2 separate regions of the Homo sapiens genome follow, and region 2 is linked to region 1. A link is a loop called in an ENCODE intact Hi-C map of the cell type or tissue named here. Cell type or tissue: prostate gland. All regions are shown on one strand.

Region 1 (2,500 bases):
GCAGTAAGCCAAGACTGCACCACTACACTCCAGCCTAGACGAGAGTGAGACTCTGTCTCAAAAAAAAAGAAAAAAAAAGACTCTGTAGTGGATTTCTCACAAAACTAAGTTTATTCAATCTCTACAACTATCCTGTACTTTGAAATTATGTTCTTCCTACTATTTTCGTGGTAAAGTCCAGGAAAGAAACAGCGTGTAGGCTGGGCTGTGCCGCAGCTCACCAGCTCCCAGCCTCAGCCTGCATCTAACCACCAGCCATCCTCATACACGGCCTTCTCCTTGCAAAAGACTGTGGTATTCCAGAGACTGGACCTCTGAGCAAAAGACAATCTGGAATGCACACCCCGCGGGGGCGGCTCGGCACTTCAGCCACATCCACAGCTGGCAAGATCGTTGCAGACAAACCCACAGATTCAGGAGGCATGATAGCAAGCCGGTACTCAGCTTGTGAAGTAAATTAGCGAAGGCCCAGCAGTCAAGGAAGATGGGAGCTCTAGTAACGGGACTGCCGCTTCCAAGAGCGTGAAGCAGATTCACTCCTCCCAATTCCTCCTGTCAGTACCACTCAACACCTGCGCTCCATGTGTAATGCAACCTAAGACTGGAAAGGTGGAGAAGGAGGCGGATGGGCCGGGAGCCGGGGGGCCAGCGATCGACACGGCAGGGAGCTCCTTCAGTTTTCTTTCTGCCTCATCTGAGCTGGATGCTGGAGAAACCAACTGCCTAAAAAAGCCAATGGGTGCAGACCATAAAAACCCACGCAAAGCCTCTTCTCTCCAGCCAGAGGTCAGGGAGAGGAGCAGACCGACAAGGCAGAAACCGACAGGCAGGAACCGCTCTACCCCAGGCAGACCACGGAAAACACCACAGTCCTCCCCACAGCACAGGCTGTGTGGGGAGCCCAGACACTCACCCTTGCCCGGCTGCACCCAGTACCCTCCCCTCCCGCACTGGTGGGGCTCCAGAGGAGGTCGGGCAGAGTCGGGACCATCATTACCTGGCGGCAACAAGGCCATCCCTGCATCAGCAAAGGCTGAGCAGGAGCAGTACAGGTGGCCCTTCCCTCCCAGCTAGGGCGGTGTCAGCACCTTCCCTCCTAGCTAGGGCGGCATCAGCAGAGGCTGAGTGAGGGGCCTGAACTCCCACCCTGCCCAGTGGGAATGAGGAGCCCCTCCCGGTGCAGGTGTCGATGATGGCTGAGTGGGAACTGGACCTCCACCCTCGCGGGTGATAACGAGGTGGTACCCCCTTGACCTACAGGGCAGCGTGAAAGGAGGCCTGCCACAACACAGGATTGAGCAAGAGTCAGAGTCTCGCGATGAAACACTCAGAGCGTCCTGGTTTCAAGGAAATCACTTTTTATACTAAGAACCAAGAATAGCTCAACCTGAATGAAGAAAAACAAGCCATAATGTCAACACTGAGATGGCCTGGACATTGGAATCCCGCCACAGACTTAGGGCAGCCGCCACAAAGATGCGCCAGTGACCAATGACAGGCACGCTTGAAACAAGTGAAGAGGCACAGGGTGGGCGTCTCAGCGAAGACCAAGACAGAAGGAGCCGCACAGAGATTTCAGAACTGAACCGAGACAGTAAGGTTACACCCAACAAACAACGGGCTCAACTGCAGGATGCAGAGGCCAGCAGAAAGCATCCGTGAGCTCGAGGACAGAATAGTGAAGCTACCCGATCTTCACGAGGGAAGACGGAGGGGAAAACACTGAACAGAGACAAGGGACCTGAGCAGCCGTAACCAAAGAGGGCAAGGCTGAAAAAACAACTCAAGACTTGATGACTGAAAATGTCCCAGATTTAACAAAAGACAAACCTATAGATTCAAGAGACTGAGAAAATCCCAAACGAGATAATCCCCCCAATCCACACTGAGTTCATTCAGCGCAGTCTTCCAACCGGAATGAGGATCCCCTCTGTAACATCCCCGACACACAGCTGCCACCTGTGCTCAAAATCTCCATGGCCAGGGTGCGCACTTGCTCCTCAGCAGCGCAGCCTCTGTCAGACAGCTCTCGTGGTTAGAGCGTTCTTCTCACACAGCCTCAAGTCTGACTGTTCTCTCTGGCCAACAGAGAAGGCGCTGTCTTTTGTATAATGGTCTACACCAGGTTCCCCAGTTTCTTCCCAGCTCCCCAATGGAAACGGCTTCCAGATCCTCTTCCGTGCTCTGGGGACGAGGCTGCCAATGCCCTATTGCCCTCTGGTGCCCCAACTGAACGCAGTGTCTCAGACACACATCAACTGGTGGAGACAGTAGCTGTATAAACAGACTAAAATTATGGAAGGAAATGAACGCAGATGATTTCTCCAGGGGCAAACATTTACGGATACTGAAAGCCAGTGTGATGGTCACGGTGCTGGTGGCAGTGACAATGACGATACAGCTCAATGCAGTTCATGCTTTCATAAATGGGAGGGGCCATGGGGAAGTACAGAGTCTTGGCCTTGGGAGGCAGGTGACCTTGAATCTTGGTTCTGCTACT
Region 2 (2,500 bases), 290 kb before region 1:
AACTATATTTATTGATTTATTTATTTTCGAGACCAAGCGTTGCTCTGTTGCCCAGACTGGAGTACATTGGTGCGATCTCAGCTCATTGCAGCCTCCGCCTCCCAGGTTCAAGTGATCCTCCCACCTCAGCCTCCCAAGTAGCTGGGATTACAGGTGAGCACCACCGTGGCTGGCTCAATTTTTCTTTTTCTTTCTTTTTTTTTTTTTTTAAGACAGGGTATCACTCTGTGATGGCACATGCCTCCACGCTTGGCTAATTATTTTGTATTTTTATTAGAGACAGAGTTTCGCCATGTTGGCCAGGCTGGTCTCAAACTCCTGACCTCAAGTGCTCTGCCTGCCTCGACCTCCCACAGTGCTGGAATTACAGGGGTAAGCCACCACACCCGGCCATTATCTTTTTTTTTTTTTTGTAAATTTTTCTTTAGTGGAGATGGGGTCTCACTATGTTGCCCAGGCTGGTCTGGAACAGCATTTACATTGAATTAGGTATTACAAGTAATCTAGAGATTATCTAAAGTGTACAGAAGGATGTGCGTAGGTTATATGCAAATACTACACCATTTTATATTAGGGACTTGAGCATCCAGGGATTTTGGTACCCATGGGGGATTCTGGAACCAAGTCCCCATAAATACTATGAGACAACTGTAATATATTTATAGTTATTCTATAACATAATATAATACCAAATATATTAATGATATTATATACATACACTGGTAACGGGATTTTTTTTTTTTTGAGACAGAGTTTCATTCTTTGTTGTCCAGGCTAGAGTGCAGTGGCGTGATCTCGGCTCACTGCAACCTCTGCCTCCTGGGTTCAAGCGATTCTGCTGTCTTAGCCTCCGAGTAGCTGGGATTACAGGCACCCGCCACCATGCCCGATTAATTTTTGTATTTATTTATTTTTTTTTTTTTTTTTTAGTAGAGACGGGGCTTCACCATGTTGGCCAGGCTGGTCTTGAACTCCTGATCTCAGGTGATCCGCCCACCTTGGCCTCCCAAAGTGGGAGGCCTGGGATTACAGGTATGAGCCACCACGCCCAGCCGGGTTTTATTTTAATAAATTGGCTCACACAATCTTGGGGGCAGGCCAGTCTGTAGTCTGCAGGGCAGGCTGGCAAGCTAGACACCCAGGCAGGAGCTGGTGCCACAGTCTTGAGTCTAGAGGAAAAATTTCTTCTCCAGGAAGCCTCAGTGTTTGCTCTCAAGGAACAACAAATCAGATGAGGCTCACCCACGTTATTGAGGGCGACGTCCTTTACATAAAGACAAGTGGTTGCGGATATTAACCACGCCTCCCAGGCACCTTCACCACAATGCCTCCATTCATGTGTGATTAAATAATTGATTAGGATCTTAGCCAAGCAGACACACGCAACTCCTCAGCACCGTTCTGTCCAGTACGCTGTGTGCAGAACTCGTGTGTCACTTGCAGGCCGTGCACCTGTCAGCACAAAACTTTCCCAAGCTCTTTCTTTCTCTTGGCTCAGTGGCCAACAACGTTCAAGACAGTGGCTGCTGCGTCAGCCTGGATCCTGGGGTGAGATGATATGGAAGAGAGTCCCCAAACCAGAAATAAGTCTTGGGTGTTAAAAGCCATGAAAAGGGCCGGGCGCGGTGGCTCACATCTGTAATGCCAGCACTTTGGGAGGCCGAGGCCGGCGTATCATTTGAGGTCTGGGCAACATGGTAAAACCCTGTCTCTACTAAAAATACAAAAAAATTAGCCAGGAGTGGTAGAGGGGGGCACCTGAAATCACAGCTACTTGGGAGGCTGGGGCAGGAGAATTGCTCGAACCTGGGAGGTGGAGGTTGTGGTGAGCCAAGATCCCGCCACTGCACTCCAGCCTGGGCAACAGAGCAAGACTCTGTCTCAAAAAAAAAAAAGCCATGAAAGGCAGCTCCCTCCTTCGTCACCACCGGGCTGATCCTTACTCATACCACTCCCATGTGGCACAGAGTGTCACAGTTCAGAGCATGGGCTCAGGGCCACCTGTCTGTCTTTGAATCCTGGCTCTGCCTGTAACTGGCTGTGTGATCCTAAGCAAATTCCTTAACCTCACTGGGCCTCGCTTTTCCTTATCTGTAAAGTGGGAACAATAAGAGTATGTACAATAGCACAATAGGACTAAAATCAAGATCCAAGGAGATAATACACATAAAGTCCTAAGGAGAGTGCCCGGCACAAAGTCGGCTCTCAAAAAATGTTAATTATTATCACTATCATGATCTTCATATGACACGAGATACAAATGACGCAGTGACGTGAAACCTCTCGCTCAAAATCACACGCTCGGTCGGGCCCAGTGGCTCATGCCTGTAATCCCAGCACTTTGGGAGGCTGAGGCAGGCAGATCCCCTGAGGTCAGGAGTTCGAGACCAGCCTGGCCCATATGATGAAACCCCTATCTCTACTAAAAGTACAAAAATTAGCCGGATGTGGTGGTGGCAGGCACCTGTAATCCCAGCTACTTGGGGGTGCTGAGGCAGAA

Evidence for each region. A loop is a pair of places that touch in the nucleus more often than their neighbours do. Peaks named below come from ENCODE experiments on the same cell type or tissue, not always from the same donor. Only the 100,000 strongest peaks of a DNase experiment are listed, where the experiment ranks them.
Region 2: it touches region 1 in a loop (2.9-fold over the local background); 2 of 110 quality-filtered maps call a loop at or near these places.

What each region holds. Positions count from the first base shown.
Region 1 is chr7:2,573,990-2,576,489 of GRCh38, reverse strand. The region is part of intron 6 of IQCE (IQ motif containing E); the gene reads right to left. Among named protein-coding and RNA genes, the nearest start is that of IQCE, 16 kb to the right of the region's middle. In prostate gland, no CTCF peak of the experiment used is centred here; no DNase peak of the experiment used is centred here.
Region 2 is chr7:2,859,677-2,862,176 of GRCh38, reverse strand. No RefSeq gene overlaps it. Among named protein-coding and RNA genes, the nearest start is that of GNA12, 17 kb to the right of the region's middle. In prostate gland, no CTCF peak of the experiment used is centred here; a DNase peak (open chromatin) is centred at 1,266; H3K27ac peaks cover 527 bases.